Linked DNA regions of Mus musculus: region 1 is linked to region 2. The links are chromatin loops, found by intact Hi-C in ENCODE. Cell type or tissue: left cerebral cortex. All regions are shown on one strand. Links, peaks and the distances in the headings refer to the core of each region. The heading gives the core; the rest is flanking DNA. Region 1 has its middle 15 kb from the start of Gm25038. Region 2 holds the start of Btg3 (BTG anti-proliferation factor 3).

Region 1 (9,219 bases), core at 488-8,487, 63 kb after region 2:
AGTAAGGGACATAGGCGAATGATGCAGTTTCTACTCAGTTTGAATGTGAACTTTAAATTGCCCTAAAAAACAAAAACAAACAAACAAACAAAAAAAAAAACCCTCAAGTCTACTCAACATTGGGAGGTGGGGTGGGGAAGATGAGCCTGGAAGTTAGTACAAATATTTGCGTACAAATCCATGAGCACATCAATAAAGACACACGCCAGTGTGGCAGAAGGACATTTAGGTACACGTCTCCTTGTAAGTGTGCAAAAGAGCAGAGTGAGAATCTGCAGTGACTGCTCTGCAAATGTCACTAGGTGTGGACCACACTGGGATGCTCTAACCACTGGAGCTCTGCATGGCTATCTGTCATCAGTGCTACACGGAAGTGATAGCAAAGACACATCCCAGGCTGTATCATTGAGCAAACAGGAATTTGACACCATCGGGTATTCCAAATACTTGGACCTTTCATTTGAAACCTCGAGGAGCATCTTCCTGGAGGAATCTCAGTGAAGAGACAGGTGCATGAGGAGGGCCAACACACATTCTGTCTGGACAATTGACCCAGGCAGGGGTTTGCTTATGTGGCTTCTGCAAAAATAGAGACACCTAACTTCTCATATTGCATAACTTAAGCCCATAGATTTTCCCAATTAAAATTCCTCTAAATGCTATGTAGTAAGTTTGATTTTGATTTTAAAAATACCGACATTTTTTGAGATATACAATTTATTATTTAAAAGACATACCATATAATCTAGAAATCCTTCTCCCTCTCTCTCTCTCTCTCTCTCTCCCTCTCTCTCTCTCTCTCTCTCTCTCTCTCTCTCTCTCTCTCTCTCCCTCCCTCCCTCTGTGTGTGTGTGTGTGTGTGTGTGTACATTCTGAAAAATAACTTTGAATACTGTCTATTCAGTTCTTAAAATATTAATTCCATTAGCACATTTCATATGCCAATGCATCCCTTGGCTATAAATTAGAGTTCCTTTGTGCACAGAAAGTTCCCTTTGTTGACATGTTACAATACAGTTGTGAAAATTGAAGCAGATAGTAAAGACAAAAGAAATGTCAAGGAAAATACTTCAAGCTTCAGCATTCAAATGTACCTCTCTCTCTCTCTCTCTCTCTTTTTGTTTTTTTTTTTTTTGCATTAAACTGTGCCTTATGATCACCTAATCTTTGTACATGTTACCAATAACTGTGCTGCAAATTGAGTGCGTGACAATGAGGCTTTCTAACATTTAAGGAAACACTCCAAAGGGATTTCCTGTCTTGGTTCATGAGGCATTGTGGATCCATTTTGAGATTTTTCCTTTCTAAAGATAAGCAGCCCCTCACTTAAGAGTTTACTTGCTATATTTTTGTTTATTTGTTTGGGAACAGGAAGAAACACAGTACCGTTGATATTTGGAAAGAGCAGAAAAACATTGCAGAGAGACGTTGTCATAGGAACTGTACTAGAAGATCAGGTACCCGAGGATAGAATGCACCATCTAAAAAGGGGAAGTCGGATTTTGAATTGCTCTATCAGTTGCACAATGTAAGTCCTTACGAGCTTTCCCATGGGATTTGTGCTCAGCCATCTCAGGGGGGCAGTTGGGATACTATTATTCTGGAGCTAATGGTTTATAGTCCATGGGATTAAATAAAGTAGATAGGGCACATAAACCAAAGGTTAAATGCCTAAGATATATATTACTAATATATGTATACACTACATCTACTATATAATGTAATACTATAATAGTTCCTGAGAAAGGCTAATCATAATAAAACTGATAACGTGTGTATGAATTGGCCCATAGAGTGTTCTCTAGAGAGGAGAGTGATTCCCAATGTACAGATGTGTTAGTAAGGTCACATGGTAAGAGGTGAGGATTTTTGTTTACAGTTTCAGAAGGTTCAGTCCTCCCACTAGGTCCCATTTCTAAATATACACTTGTGCAGTGGAAGCATATGGGTAAGCGACACTGTTCACTTTATAGCAGACAGGAAATAGAGAGCAGAAGGGGTTGATGATAATCTACAACCTTCAGAGACATATCCCCACTGACATTCCTCCACCTAGGTTCGAATCCCTGAAGTTTATATAGCTTCTCAAAACACTGTCACTAACTGAGGATGAAGGGTTCAAAATATGAGTCTCTTAGGGAATTCAACCAGCAATGGGAAGTGATTAGGATCATATGGTCAGGCCTTGTCAGTGTGATTATTGTCTTTGCAAGAAGATAGTCATCGAGGAGAGACCATGTAAAAGGAATGGAGTAAACCAGTGTTGGGACTAAGAACCCGCCATCCCAGGGCTAACCACCCGCCATCCCAGGGCTAAGAACCTGCCATCCCAGGGCTAAGAACCCACCATCCCAGGGCTAAGAACCCGCCATCCTAGGGCTAAGAATCTGCCATCCCAGGGCTAAGAACCCGCCATCCCAGGGCTAAGAACCTGCCATCCCAGGGCTAAGAACCCACCATCCCGGGCTAAGAACCCACCATCCTAGGGCTAAGAACCCGCCATCCCAGGGCTAAGAACCCACCATCCCAGGCTAAGAACCTGCCATCCCAGGGCTAAGAACCCACCATCCCAGGCTAAGAACCTGCCATCCCAGGGCTAAGAACCCACCATCCCAGGCTAAGAACCTGCCATCCCAGGGTCTGTGAAGCAATGTCTCTAGGATCCTTTCCTACCTTTCTGGTCATTCCCTTTCTTCCTCCAAGGCAAGTCATAAGAACCAGAATTATCCTCTGGGGTGGGGGGAGGCCTGTCCGAGAGGTAGGAACTCCTCCCCATGAAAACAAGTCACAATACCTTAAAAAGCCACTCTCTGACCTTGCCCCTTCTCTCCAAAGATCTTTATGTCCTAAAGGCATCCTATCCTAGGTCTGGAAGAAGGACTGATGTACCAAGTAGCAGAAAGAGTTGGAACCCATGGAGCTTGCTAAGTTTCCCTCAGAGCTGATCACTATTCCCTTAGAGTATAATCACATTTTGACACAGGTGCCCACGCCTCATCAAGCCTTTGGGTTTTCTTTTCTGTTGGTCCTTTGTCATAGAATTCTGATGAAATAAAGAATAGGTTTTTTTTTCTTTTATAAACTTGTTATATTTAGGATTCCTATAACAAGGACAATGACCTCAAGGGAAAAAGACCTCTCCTGGCTCCCAGTCTTGAAGGTTTCAGTGTGCGGTCTGCTGGCTCCCTTTATTTTAGGGGGCCACGACATCATGACCGCAGTGAGAGCACAGCAACACTGCCTGCCTCACCATCATGAGGCAAAAACAAAGGGGCCAGGGGCCAGACACCTTTTCAAAAGCACAAGCTCACTGGACCCTACTTCTAAAGAGTTATCCATTTCAAGTAGAGCTATCTGGGGATCCAACATTTAAGACAGGTCTTTGGGGGGGACATTCAAGATAGAAACTCTAGTTAAGGTCGTTAGGGGTGTCAGCCATCATTCTTGTAGCATGTAGTCAATGGTTTAATGCATATAAGCCAAGGAAAGAGAGGAAGGGGTGAGGGAAGGAGAGGAGGAAGGGAGGGAGGGAAAGAGACAAACAAACACTAGACAGACATGTGTGTGTGTGTGTGTGTGTGTGTGTGTGTGTGTGTGTGTGTTCTGTCTAAATTCCATCCCCACAGTTCCTGGCAGCAGCCAGGTATGCTCCTCCCCTCAGTTACCTGGCAACAGCCAGGTAGGCTTGGCTCACTATAAAAGGAGCTGCTTGGCCCCTCCTCTCTCTCTTACTCTCTTGTCTCCTGTACTCCTGCTTCCCACTTGCCCCCTCTCTCCACATGGTCATGGCCAGACTCTACTTCTTTGTTCTCTCCTTCTCTCTGCCTTTCTCTGCCTCTGCTACCCTCTTAACTCCCCTCCCCATGCTCCGAATAAACTCTATTCTATACTATACCTTGGCATGGGCCCGCTGGGGCACCCGCTTCCCACACACTCCGCCAGAACATATTCTTATAGCTCTTTCTCTTTTTTATGATCACAACACACATGTGAGAGAGAGAGAGAGAGAGAGAGAGAGAGAGAGAGAGAGAGAGAGAGAGAGAGAGAGAGAGAGCGCAACTCTTTTGACTCCTGGATCTTGGACTTTTACCCCTACAACTAACTGAGAAGAGCTACATTTGTTGTTTTTTATTCCTCTCAGGCTGGATTACTTTGTGAGGGGAGCCCTGTCCACGCTGCAGTGTATGTGTTTGACTGATGCATACACTGCAGCGCTAACCATTAGACCTATATTCAAACTGTGGTGCCTGCTTCTTCCTTGGCCTTTCTTCTCTTGGATGACTTCAGAGCTGTTAAGCACTGGGATGAACGATGAGAACCTACTGGGCAAGATAGCATTGGTCCACCTTGAGGTGGCTGTGACCCAGGGACATTTTCAGTGACCCTGTTTCCTGTGTGTTCTGGGACCTGCCTCCAACCTGTGCAACTCACCTAGGAAAGAGTGGCTTTCCCCAGGTTAGCCCCACACACTAGGAAAGAGTGGCTTTCCCCAGGTTAGCCCCACACACTAGGAAAGAGTGGCTTACCCCAGGTTAGCCACACACACTGTTCATATCTGGGCACAAGTTCTCACAGGGCTGCAAGAGTACCGATTGTTTTATATGTCTATTTATACTTTCACCACACCCACAGTAAAAAGCAGAATTCAAAGGCACTGGCATTGTGGACATAAATTATTCATTTTTAGCAACCCCAACACCTAGTACTCATGTCTGAATTTCTTGAATGAATATATTTATGACATCAAACCATATAAGATATATAATGTGCTTAAAATAAATTCAAACCAATTATAAATACAACGCCAGTGACCATGAAACAGAAAGTGTAAAAACTGTTGCAAAATGTGCTAGAATTATTTAAAAAGAGTCTAGAGTAACTCTGGGAATAGTACGTGGATCATTGAAGGGAAGGAAACAGGAGAAAGGTAGAAACAGGAGGGGCGAGGCTACACAAAAGAAAGGAAAAAGAGGAGGAATGGAGGAATTGTACCGGAGGAAAAGAAAAGGGAGCTAGAGGGCTAGGATTTAAAGAACAGGGGAAAAGATTCCCCAGTAATAAAAGGTACAAAAATGAAGCAGATTCAAGCCCAGGAGTCCCAGAACCAGTGGAAAGCCAGCTCTGGCAAGTTGTCCTCCGACCTCCACACACAGGCAAGCCTTGCGTGGTGGATGTTGGGATGGTTTTCTTACCCTCCCCAGATCCTATAGATCATGTCCTCTCTAGCTGGGGGACAGTGTCTTTCAGATGCCTTGGGTGTGTGGGGAGCATCCACAAGCTGAGGTCTGCTCAGGTGTAGCACCTGCCTTTGACCTTTGGCTGCCTGAGTCCTCATGATCCCACGGAGGGAATGCAGCTGTGGACAGCAAAGGGTGCTCTTTGTGTTCTCCCGACACAGTAAAAGGGAGACAGGTGCTTCACAGCCTGACCTACCTGCTAACCCAAGGCTCCCAGCCATAACTCCACGGTTACTATCAACTGATGAGATCTGCCCTTGGCTACTGATCACAGAGCTATCTTTTTCTAAGAACTCCCCTGCCTGAGCTGTGCCTCCTGTTAATTGCACCTTTTGGCTTGTTAACGCTGGCTCTCTCCCACTCTCCACAATTGCCTCCCTGGACCTTCCTTCACCCTCGGGCAGTGGCAGGCCAGATGAAATCTTCTTGACCAATGGTCATTCTTTGTTCTCAGGCCTCCCACACGGCTCAGCTTTTAACAATAGGCTGTGTCTCAATGTGGCCCTCTTCTGCTGTCTATGTTACACTGAGTGTTAAAAATGGCTTTCTTTGTGCGACTCCTCCTTCTGATAGAGGATTATTGCCTCAGTGAAGCCTCCAGCTGGAATCCAGGTGAGGGTGTGGGCTTGTCTCGAGGGTAGGACTGTTGTGCCTGGATTCCCTTAGGAAATAACTTGTGTCATCCCTCCCCCCTACCCCCACCGCCACACACACACTCTGCCCCCTGTATTCATCTCTTTTCTATTGTTGTGATAAAACACCATGACCAAAGTAGCTTAAAAAAAAAAAAAAAAAAAGAAAAGAAAAGAAAAGAAAGAAAAAAGAAAAAAAAAAAGAGTTTATTTGGAGCTTACAGTTCCAGGAGCTTAGAGTCCAGGATTGCAAAACAGAGATAGAACCAGGCAGGCAGCTGGAACAAGAGCTGGCAGCTTAAGATGAACTCACATCTTAAATGACAGAACAGGAAGCAGAGAGGGCTAGCTTGAAAAGGTGGGAGTTCTTTAGAAACCTCCAGTGACATACTTCCTCCAGTGAGGCCTTAATCCCCCTCAAACACCCACCAACTAGGGACCAAGTATTCAAATGTCCAAGATGATGGGAGACTTCTCACTCAAACCACCACACCCTTCCAGGGGCAGCCGCTGGCTTTGGCTTATTTCTTACAAGTCTATCACTCATCTGTCACCTTGTGTTGGAGTTGGTAGGTGGTTGTGAGTGGGTCAACATGAGAGGTGGGATCCAAATTCTGGTCCATGAGAGAGGAGCAACCATTCTTAACGGTAAAGCCTTCTCTCTAGTCCCACCTCTCCTTCTGGAATAGAGCTCATGTTTTCATATTCTGACTCTCTTTTTCATCAGATCTCACGGAAAAAAAATAATTTAACTTGCCGTTTTCCCCCAGAACATCACCTTCACTCCAGCTACCTCAATTACAAGGTCGCGAAACATGTGGGTCTCATTTTGTAAGGGAGAACCCCAATATGACGGACACTGAGTTGCCTAGGCAAATGGCCATCATGACGCCCATCCTGCTTTTACTGAGAGGAGCATGGGCAACTGGGAGGTGGGGAGTAGAGAGAAGGCATGCTGTGTAAGCACTGTCAGACACCGCCCCTGGAAAATAAGCCTTCTCCCTCCAAAGATGCTCAGGATGCCTGCAAGTCCGGTTAGTTCCTTGTGGGCTTGGGTTTTTGTTTTTGTTTTGTTTTGTTTTTGTTTTGTAATGAGCTGTGAACTTTGCTGTTCTCTGGCTTTTGGGGTGCAGTGGAATGGAAATGAATTTAGAGTGTTATGAACAACACCTATCTCGCATCTGACCTACAAAAATACCAGGCATTTCTCATCTACTTAGTCTAGGGACTTGGTTGGTAAGGAATAATAATTGTCCTTTCTTATCCATGAGCACAGAACCTCTGGATTCATCCACACATGGGTGAAAACTTCTGAATGCACACAGGTTTATTTTTCCTTAGCACTCGGTAGACAATTAGTTAAAACAATTATTGACTTAGGGTACATGTTACATTAGGAGCTAAAGCTGGCCCAAGTGGTGCACACATCTCAATGTGTGGGAAGCTGAAGCAGGAAGATGAGGAGTTCAAAGCCGGCCTGGGCTACCTAGGGAGCTCATATCTCAACAAGCCCAGAAAACCATTGTATTGTTATTAGATTGTTAATTATAATAAATTATATATTAGTTGATTTATTAAGGACAAGTGTTCAGAGTTTGTAGTCAAACAACAAGCCATTTTATTAAGAAACTTGGACATATGCTGATTTTACTCTCTGTAGAAGTCTTGGGACCAGTCCTTTCCCAATACTGTATAGTTTTCAGCCTTTGGTCTGAGTTTCCCAGAGGTTCAATGCAAGAATGCTCACCTGCTCCTGGGCCTCCAGCTACTGCCGGTTTTAGATGCTAGGCAGCAGATGAAGCATGCTGCCTCTCCAGCTATGCATTACTTAAGGCAGTCGGCCTTCAACGGTTTACTGTTCGTAGGATGATGGCCAACACCCCACAGATTTGTGTCAATGCCACTAAAGAAGCAGAATCAGGCCCTTCAAAGAAGCAGAGTGACCTTCTGCTAGACTTTGTAGTTACTGAGAAACGCACAGGACTGAAGGTTAGATCCAGCTAAGGTCCAGGTCCTTAGCTATAATTCCGAGAGGCAGGAAGACAAGGAAGTACAGAAAACAATGCACTGAGGCGAGACAGCCTGGTGTCTGCGAACAGAAGCTTTCATGCCAAACACCTACATTTCCTATTCTCTAAAGACATTGAAATTCATGTGACTGAATTTTGAAAAAAAAAAACTGTAAATTCCTTGTGTTTGATCTTGTCTGGGTAGACAGGAGATTGTTGGTTTGCAGGTAGGGAAGTCCTTACCACAGAGTGCTAAAAAGCCAACAGCATTCCTACTTCAAAAGGGTCCCGGTAAACAAGTTAGGTCAGATGATACATTTCTGATCTTAAAACATAATGTAAAAGTGTGTGTCCATAAAAAGATATCTGTACTATTTATCCTTTGCTAAATCCAACGTAGGGTCATGTTTCTTTTTTTAAAGTTATGCTTAAAAATAAAGAGATAAAAAAGCCCATGATTATTTCCAAAAGCAAACAGAAGAGAATGAAACAAACAAACAAACAAACAAACAAAAACAAAACAAAACCTCGCGAGTGTGCATGTGCTGTGTTTGTTTCTATTTTTCATGCTCCTAGGGGCTGAACTCATGGTCTCATGACAAGGTCAACACTTGATATGTGGAAGACCTGTGGAAGAGAATAAGCGCCTGGAGGAAATAGGATGATAAATGTACCCAGTTTGGTTCCATTTTCAATATTCCAGCGCTCTTCAGGTTACCATGGTGATCATACCTGCTGCTCTGCATTTTCATTCCTAGGAAACAGGGAACATTGTGAGTACTAGGAAAAACACGATTAGAAAAAAAATCTGTTAAGTATCATTTCGAATTACCTGTTTAAAAGCACTCCCCCCACCCCTTTCCTGTTCCGTCCTCCTCCCTCTCATATTTTGGGTTATTTTGTATTTTACTTAGGGAGGAGATTAAAACATCTCCAAATACAAGCTGTACAAAGAAGACGATGAAGCATGCTTAGTCTTAAGTGCAAAGACCTGGGCATGAGGTCACAACATTGCTACAGAAACAAGCAACACGGGGTCTAAAACAAGCACATTTCAGCAGGAGCTGGCTTAGAAAGTCAATCTTGATGCCGGAGAAAGCTGTGGACCAGGAGACACTTTCGGAGGCGGAGTGTGTGTTCCATCCAGTGACATCACACTCTGTTTATTCTTCATGCTTGAACAGATAGGGCTTGCAGTGTAGCTCATCCGAACACTGTATTCCTAGCAGAGGCACGCACAACTGTGGGTTTTACTCCCACTGCTACAAAACAAAGTTAAAGCTTAAATAGAGAGCTTTTCCTTACAGAACCGAGGTGCACTGGGAAATTTGTAGGCAAATA
Region 2 (9,219 bases), core at 817-8,816:
TGCTTGGACCTTTGACCTAGCCTACAGATTCTACTGTTACATAGGGCAATCCAAGTCCCATGTACCACGCCATCAAAAGCAGTTGCGACTGGCTGGCACTCTTCATGTATTATACGTTGTATTTGCCACAAGAGTGATGAAGATGCTAAGCTTTTAAATTAGATGTAACTTATCTGTTTAGAAAACTTAGATACAACACACATTTTTACACTTTTTTTTAATCCTAATACTGGAACTACTTTTCTATTAACTGTCCTTCAAATGCAAGATTATTATACAAGTTGCACGAATACATTATTTACTTATTGCTGAGTTCTTTTAATTTTTTTGCAATTATAACATGTAACATAATTCTGTATTCATCCGTATTTGTCTGCATTTCTTATTGTTCCCAGATAAGATTCTGAGACATAATGTTCAAAAATGAGTATTTTCACAGATCTTATATTGCCAAACTGCCTTTTATAAATATCACATTTGCATAAAATGTAGAAAACATTTTAAACTTACATTCATTTTTCCCACTGTACCATGAAGTCTAATAGTTTTTTTAAAAACCTATTTTAAAAAGCTTCAAAATGACTCAGTGATATTTCTGATCACATGCCAAGCTAGTCTTCTTTGAGTTTTCCTCAAGTTTTTAGCGTTAATGGAGATGAAATGGTGCGCTCTCTGACCTTGCTCTATTTACTTGACAGTGCTTCCGGTTTTCAGCAACTTGGCAGTTCCAAAAGCACCCGCCCACCATCAGTTAGACACGTGTAAGAGCCTCAGTGACTTACAGAAGCTGCTCACTATCAGGAAAAAGACAATCAAATGAGAAACTAAAAACTTCCCGGAGCCTATATTAAAAGCTACATATCAACTTATATTCATAATATTAACCACCTTACTAGGAAATTTTGGATAAAAACTATGAAAAACCACAAACGTTATCAGAATAGTACACTGTACTCAACTGGCTTTAAGCAAATGAGAAACAACAAAATTGTATTTCCACTCCAGTTGCTAAAACAAAAATCTTTTACAACAACAGCATGTCTAAGTATTGGTTTATGGAACAAAAAGCAGGGACAACAACATGCTCAAATAAAGGGGAACTTTCATAGTTGACACAAGTTAACCAATGTTCCAGGTTAACTGTGGAGGCCCACAATGCCCACAATCCCCACTGTGGTATGACAGCTAGTTTTAGGAAATGACCTACCTGAAATCTGCCTTCTCAACAGATACACCTCTACCAAAGTGAGCATGGCAGGGCATGTTCTTGTACAGCTTAAAGATTCGACAGTTCTTTATTTTAACTTACAAATCAAAATACAAGTAAGCGCGCTCTTCCTCCTCAGTGCTGAGACTATGGGGAGCACAAGCTCATGGAACGTGGGAGCCATTCAAGACCCGCTTTAAAATCCTCACCCCAGGACTTACCACTGGCGGAGGTACACAGCTGAGTACTGGCTTATACCATAATATAATATAATATTCATAATGTAAGGGAGACCATCACCACAAAGGCCAAGAACATGCTAGGTTGAAGACAGTCTTTCTACATTGCCCTAACTGTCAGGGAACTCACTACGTAAACTAGGCTACCCTCAAAAGTGACAGAAATCCTCCAGCCTCTACGCCCAGAGTGCTAGAATTTAAGGCAGATGCCACTCTGTCTGCCTTTGCCTGGTTATCTTACTTTACCATTTTCTCTTCTTTCTGGTTTTTCGAGACAGAGTTTCTCCCTATGGTCCAGGCTGTCCTGGAACTTCATCTGAAGACCAGTCCAGTCTCAAACTCAGAGATCCTGCCTGCCTGTCTCCTGAGTGCTGGGATTAAGGCCTGTGTCATCAGTGCCCTCTTCAAAAAATAAAATAAAATAATAATCACAATAATAATACTAAAAAGTACAGCCTATACATTACCTTTAGATACAAAAACAAACTACTTTCTCTCAACTCTAATCGCCACGCTCATTTCTGAGAGATTAAGGTCCTCTAGATTTGTGAAGAGCCCTAGGCACTCATGATAATAGCAAAAGTCTACTCAAGCAGGAGCCAAACTCCTCACAAGGACCTAACTGGTGACCACAGCTCTGGCCTCCCAAGGCTAAACCGTGGAATTCCATCAACAAATATGCATACTTTAAAATGAGCAAGAACAAAATACCATGACAGCCCAGCGTTTTGTGTTTTTCAGATAAAATCCTAGTAGGCGATTTCTAAATACCCTCCAGCCCTCTGGCCTTGTAGTCATTACACAAACTGATCTTCATTTAGTCCAATCCAACCTTCTCCGAACACCTTACCTGTAGGCCTGACCTTTGGATGGTTTTTCTGGATACCAGTGATTTTTATATTTCTCTTGAAGTATTTGAGTTAATTTCTCAGCAAACCTCTCAACTGCTTCTTTTTTCAACTTGTCATGCTTTCGAACTAGCCTTGTGAAAAAGAAGACAACAGCCGCAATTTCGTTCTTCATTTTTCCCTGTAAAGATAAATGTTTTCTTAGAAACAAAACACAAATTAATCCAAACAACAACAGCAACTACACACACACACACACACACACACACAGAGAAATAAATTTCTGTAAAATATGCCCCTATACAGCGTTCCCTTTCAATTTGCCTGGTCTTTTCTTGCCAGTAATCATTACTAATGGTTTGTAGTCCTCAGGGACCTATTAGGAAATACTCCTGGGGTTCTTACTACTTGGTTTTAAGTAGTTCAGTGAAGAACACAGCATATTGCTTCTGACAACTGAAATAAATTCAGAAACCAATATCAAAGAATATTAGTAAATATTACACTACATGAATCAAATTCTAAGTAAAATGTAAAGTTCTGGGAAAGGACCTGAAATTTAAAAGAGAAGAGTCCAGCACTAGGGGCTGAAGAGCAGGCTCCATGTCCTCCTCCTGCAGAGGAGTCGGGTTTACTTCCCCCAAAGCACTCGACAGTTAAGAAGCACCTGCAACTCTAGTTTCAGAGGGCTCCCTTCTGCCTTTGAGGGCACCAGGCACACACGTGGTAGCCGTACATCCATGCAGGCAAAGCACTCATACGCATATAAAGTAAAAAATAAATCAGGTACCGTAGCTCCGTTTTGGAGTCGTCCCCCCCCCCAAAAAAAAGGTTAAACAGCAATGACATTTCCAGTAATTCTATCAGCTATGAGCCCAGGAATTCTAAAATATATGTTCAAGAAAGAAAGAAAGAGGGAGGGAGGGAAGGAGGGAAGGAGGGAAGGAGGGAAGGAGGGAAGGAAGGAAGGAAGGAAGGAAGGAAGGAAGGAAGGAAGGTAGGTCCTTGTCAACATTATTCATGACAAAGTAGAAATACTCCAAATATCCCCCAAATGCTGACTGGACACATAAAGTATGGCTTACACGTACAACAGAACTGGTAATTACAATAAACGAAGCACTAACACGTGCTATAACACAGCAAGCAGAGGTAACAAACAATACCACACTAAAATTTCCGCCATATATACAACTGTCCAGAGCAGGGGAGTCTATACAGGCAGAAAATAGACTGGGTGGCCTACAGGCAGGAGGAGCAGAGGAGCAGGAGACAAGAGTCTAGGGAGTCCAAGGTTCTTTTTCTGCTGAGATAAAACTATTACTCTTGAATAAAATTGTTACACATTGAAAGTTTTTCAGCATTGAAGCTTTTTATACATATTCTTTCAGGTATAGGTATATTTTCCTAAAGAGCTAAAACAAGAAATAGTGAGCATTAAAGTGCATTAAGCAGAGCATCAATTCAGGATCACTCACAGAAAAATTAAATGAAATAATCAGTTACATTCTGGAGCTGCATCAAAGGACTCTTAAAAATAGAAAATCTGATTGATCATTGATTAATCCAGAAAGGCTGATCAGGCGTTCTTTTGAATATGTGTGTGTGTGTATATATGTATGCTTTGAGATGAGCTCATTCACTTGGCTGAATGGAACTTGGAGATATTCTGATCCAACATTTACTAAGTAACGTCATCTTTCTGGGCGCCAATGTCGGGCCCTAATGTATTGACTATACAGTGAACTAGCTTAACAACAGTCTGGCAGTCTGGTCTTATAAATTAAAAAAAAAAAAAAAAAGATGAAAGAGAAAAAAGAAACACCGGTTTTTAAAGATTTACTAAAACTGCTCTCTTAAGTTTCTTGTCTAATGTGATTTTTACTCTGCGTGCAAATGCAAACGAGGGTCCTCAGAGTGAAGGAAATTCTATATAGTATCTGAGATTTGTCCTGGCAGCCCTACTCACTCGGATCCTAGACGGAAAACACCCAAACGTTCCTCTTGGATGCTTAGAATGCCTAATACACCCTCTACTGCTATGGTCAGCCGGTAGATAGAATCCTCACACACCAGTGGTGGGCACATAGAACTTCAGTCTACTACAACTGCTGTGCCACCTCCCTCCTCCTGCAGTGTGAGGCCTCTTCCGCTCTCCGAAGCTTCCTTTATACTTCATGTATAGCACCTTGTGATGGACCAGCAAAACCCACTGAAACTGAATACACAACTTGGGCGAGGATGTCGCAGATGGAGCCGCATACGCTCCACTCCAAACAAGATAGAAGACTCACACTAGAGAAATGTAATGATTCCTAGACCCCTCTCATTCACCAACTGGGCCAGTACGTGCTACCTAACAGTTTGGGGGATTTGCTTTTTGTTTCCTCAACTTCATATTAAAAAAAATAAATAAATAAAATAAAATTAAGGAAGGAAAGAACCACTTAGCGGTTGCTTTTTGGTTTGTAACAGAAGATGAGTCATACGGACTTATTTATTTTTCTGTTTGAAGGAATGGAATAGCTTAAGAATTAACCCCCTCTTATCAGTGTTCCAGAAGTACCAAAGGCACAGAGAAAGGTCTAAACCTCGGGGGAGGGTGTGTGGGGGGTGTGAATACCACCGGGGACCGGGGGTGGGGGATTAGACCTTAGGCGCCTAGTGCCACCCACACTGTCCCCCAAAGCTCCCATTTTAAACACCGCTTGGTGACGTCACCCCAGGACGTCGTCACCGCGGCGGCTGCTCCTCAAGTTCTACTTTGTTCCACGAGCTCGGCCTTCTAGGAGTTTCTAACTTTGCAGTCTCCCCACCCCCCACCCCCCCCAACCCCTCCCCAGTAACGAAAAAGCCACTCGCAGTTTCTAGAAACCACAACTTCTCCAGGTGGACGCTGCCGAGGTGGAGGGGACGGCAAGCGTGGTCGCGCCGAGAGGCCCTGACCGCCCCGGGCGGCTTTGGCCAGCGGGATCCAGATGCAGCCGGATCGGGCTCCCCTCCCAGCCCGGCGCGGGTGGAGAGAGCCCCCCACGCGCTCCGAGTGGACGGCCTGCGCGCCGCGTCTAACCTGTGCAAACAAACCGGCTTGCCCCTGCCCGCCCGCTGTCGCCTCCCCGGGGGCGGCAGGCGACGTGGCACGCGCCGGAGGAGGCGTCCCAACCCCACCGAGGACCCGCCGCCGCTCCCCTCCGCGCCGCGCATCCCTCGGCCGCTCCGCTTTCGACGTGGCGGCGGGCGCGTCCCAACCTCCCTCCGCCGCGATGCCCGGGGGTCCCCGCCGCGTCCCCTTATGCCAGGCCTGCCCTCCTCACTGCCACCGCGTCCCCGACTCCGACCCCCGGCGGGCTCTCCTCACCGCCGCCGCCGCCGCTCCGGGGGCTGCACCCTCGCCGGGTGCGACCGCGTCCCGTGGCCGGGGAGCCGAGCGCGAGCGCCGCTGCTGCGTCGTCGGGCCGCCGCCGCCGCCGCTGAGCGCGCGCCGACCAGACTGGCGGGCGGCGGAGCGCGCGGCCGACAGGGCGAACGCAGTCCCGACGCGGCCCACGGGGGGCTCGAGGCCCGGAAGAAGGGAGGGGCGATGACTAGGAGAGGCCCGGCGCCGCGAAGAACCAATCCGCGCGCCCTGGGGGCGGGGCTTCCCTCGGGCCCGCCCCCCTCCACCGGTGCGCGTGGCCGGCTCCTGCCTCCGGCCGCGCGCAGAGCCTGGGCTCCGACGGCCGTGCTGGCACGAGGTCGCAGTGCCTCCTGCGCGAGCCCCGAGGGCCTTGCCTCCCTCAGTGGGGTGGGCAGGACGCTTCCTCTTGGCTCTTCGGCCACTCCTCCCCACGCGGGGCTCTCTCCCTTGGATCCGCCCGCCTCTCTGCTGCCTGAGGGCAAGTTCAATCCGGATTCTGCTTTGATGGGCTCTCCCCCTCCTACCCACCTCTGCACGAAGCGGCTGCGGAGGGGAGCTTGGCACTGAGGGCTTGCCAAGTCCCTCCGGTCGTGAGGTCACTAGCTGCCTCCCTGTACGTGAGATGGCTTGGGTAAAACTCTTACCTGGACACTTGGCTGGCAGAGCTCGTGCCTCCATGTGACCGTGGCAGCCTCCTGTTGAGTACGGGGTGTCTCTGCCAGCACTGATGGCCCAATGGATGAGTGGAGTGGCCAGGCTTTGTATTTCTCAGATACTTCTAACTCAAGGACTTGGGGGGGAGGGGTAGCTTTTAAGCCTTGACTAAACACATAAGAAGAGGGAAGATAAACTTTCCGAAGAAAGGCCCATCTTTCCGTCCCTTAGGCTGAACTGGCAGCTAGGTGTTAGTGTTGTGAAAGCAGCTGATAAGTCAGACAGGCCGGAAAAACACAAGACACTCATTAAAAGAGAATTTAAAAATGCAGATTACCATTGTTTTTTTTTTCATTACTTATTTTCTTCATTTACATTTCCAATGCTACCCCATAAGTCCCCCAAACCCTCCCTCCCCCCACTCCCACTTCTTGGCCCTGGTGTTCCCCTGTACAGAGGCATATAAAGTTTGCAAGACTCTTTCTCTTTCCAGTGATGGCCGACTAGGTCATCTTCTGCTACATATGCAGCTAGAGACCAGCTGAGGGGTGGGGGGTGGGGGGCTCCTGGTTAGTTCATATTGTTCCACCTATAGGGTTGCAGATCCCTTTAGCTCCTTGGGTACTTTCTCTAGCTCCTCCATTGGGAGCCCTGTGATCCATCCAATAGCTGACTGTGAGCCTCCACTTCTGTGTTTGCTAGGCCGGGGCATAGCCTCGCAAGAGACAGCTATATCAGGGTCCTTTCAGCAACATCTTCCTAGTGTATGCAATGGTGTCTGCGTTTGGAGGCTGATTATGGGATGGATCCCCGGGTATGGCAGTCTCTAGATGGTCCATCCTTTCGTCTCAGCTCCAAACTTTGTCTCTGTAACTCCTTCCATGGGTGTTTTGGTCCCAATTCTAAGAAAGAGCAAAGTGTCCACACTTTCGTCTTCGTTCTTCTTGAGTTTCATGTGTTTTGCAAATTGTATCTTGTATCTTGGGTATTCTAAGTTTCTGGGCTAATATCCACTTATCAGTGAGTACATATCATGTGAGTTCTTTTGTGATTGGGTTACCTCACTCAGGATGATGCCCTCCAGGTCCATCCATTTGCCTAGGAATTTCATAAATTCATTCCAAGAACTAATTGTTAAAGCTTTATTTAGACTATGTTGGTGATTATAGCCTTGTGAGCCTCAAAAATAATAATTTTTTACCAGAAGTATAAAACCCTCAAACCATTATAAAACTAGTGTGCTATGCCTCTATTTTGTGAGAAGCACTTCTACTATTGTGAAACTAAAGCTATTTCTCAATTTAAAGGGGGTGCTGTCATATACATCCGTGGGACTATTCCCGGAGATGTGCTTTCGTTTAAAACAAATAATCACATTGACGTTGTTTTACTGCTAACAGCTCTTAACTCTACAGTTTCACAAAATAGGTAGTTACAAACATTTTTAACTGCCAGGAAATTTCAAAATCTCATGACTAATGTTCTATGTAATTTTTTTCTTTGTTTGCTTTTTTTGAGATAGGGTTTCTCTGTGTAGCCCTGGCTGTGCTGGAATTCACTCTGTAGATCAGTCTGGCTTCGAAACTCATTGAGATCTGCCTGCCTCTGCTTCTCAATGCTGGGATTAAAAGCGTGTGCTGCCACCACACTGTGATGGCTCAGTGAATTAAGATGGCTCGCATGCCCAGTTAGGATCCCTGTGATAATAATTAATCATTATTAATCTATGGTTATATATAACACTGTGGTTCAGACAACAGTACCATAGCTAAAAAAACTAAACCAAAGGTGAAAACCCCTGAAATCTCACACATTCAGTAAGACTGCACAAATCTGAAACACCTCTGCCCTCTCTCATTTACTTTGCTCCCACATTGTAACTCCTTTCACGCTTTGCAAAACTTGTCCATGGAGGCTGTCAAGATGGCTCCGTGGTTAAGAGCAATTTTCCCTTTCTGACAGGAGAGGTAGTTCTTTGGCTTCTTCAACAGGACTCACCTATTTTCCAATTCATGACAGAGTCTGAGTTCTCTCAGTGAGTTTAGCCTACAGGTACATATCATGCATGCATACATACATATAAAGAAAGAGGGGAGAGAGGAGCTTTAAGAATTGGTGTGAGTGGTTATGGCACATGGAAATCTCAAGATCTATAAGGCCATCATCATTCTGGAAGTCATCAATAATTGAAATTAGCATTTGAGTCTGAAATTTATATCTAAGATTTCTATTTTAAGGCCTTAAGGCACATTTTTATTTATTTTTTTATTAATTATTTTATTTGCATTTCACCTGTTGTCCCCCTTCCCATTCTTCCCTCCTCAAACCCCTTCCCTATTCTCCCTCCTCTTTGCCTCTAAGAGGGTGCTCCCCTGCCCACCCATCCACTCCTGGCTAACCCCTCCAGCATCCCTCTTAGATGGGGCAACAAACCTCTACAGGACCAAGGGCCTCTCCTCCCATCGATGCCCGATAAGGCCATCCTCTGTTGCATATACAGCTGGAGCCATGAGTCCCTCTGTGTGTATTCTTTGGTTAGTGGTTTAGTTCCTGGGAGCTCGGGGGGGGGGGGGGGGTGGGGGGGCTGCTTGGTTGACACTGTTGTTCTTCCTATGGGGTTGCAGTCCCCTTTCAGCTCCTTTGGTTCTCCTAACTCTTCCATTGGGGTCCCTGGGCTCATTACAGTGGTCGGCTGTGAGGATCTACATATGTCTTAGTCGGATGCTAGTAGAATCTATCAGGAAACAGGCTCCTGTATGCAAGCACTTTTTGACATTAGCAATAGTGATGGAGTTTGGTGTCTGTGGATGGAATGGATTCTAAGGTGGGGCGGTCTCTGGAGGCCTTTCCTTTGGTCTCTGCTCCATTTTTTGT

What was found. Hi-C counts contacts between places; a loop is a spot of excess contacts. Peaks named below come from ENCODE experiments on the same cell type or tissue, not always from the same donor. Only the 100,000 strongest peaks of a DNase experiment are listed, where the experiment ranks them.
Region 1: it touches region 2 in a loop (2.6-fold over the local background); 2 of 42 quality-filtered maps call a loop at or near these places.

Annotation. Positions count from the first base shown.
Region 1 is chr16:78,434,431-78,443,649 of GRCm38, forward strand. No RefSeq gene overlaps it. Among named protein-coding and RNA genes, the nearest start is that of Gm25038, 15 kb to the left of the region's middle. In left cerebral cortex, for the core only: no CTCF peak of the experiment used is centred there; a DNase peak (open chromatin) is centred at 4,643; H3K4me3 peaks cover 43 bases; H3K27ac peaks cover 132 bases.
Region 2 is chr16:78,370,949-78,380,167 of GRCm38, forward strand. Btg3 (BTG anti-proliferation factor 3) reads right to left here and starts at 5,862. Exons shown (of 5, transcript NM_009770.3): 1 at 5,653-5,862; 2 at 2,297-2,475. The coding sequence starts at 2,469. In left cerebral cortex, for the core only: a CTCF peak has its summit at 4,381; DNase peaks (open chromatin) are centred at 4,488, 5,058, 5,268 and 5,936; H3K4me3 peaks cover 2,136 bases; H3K27ac peaks cover 408 bases.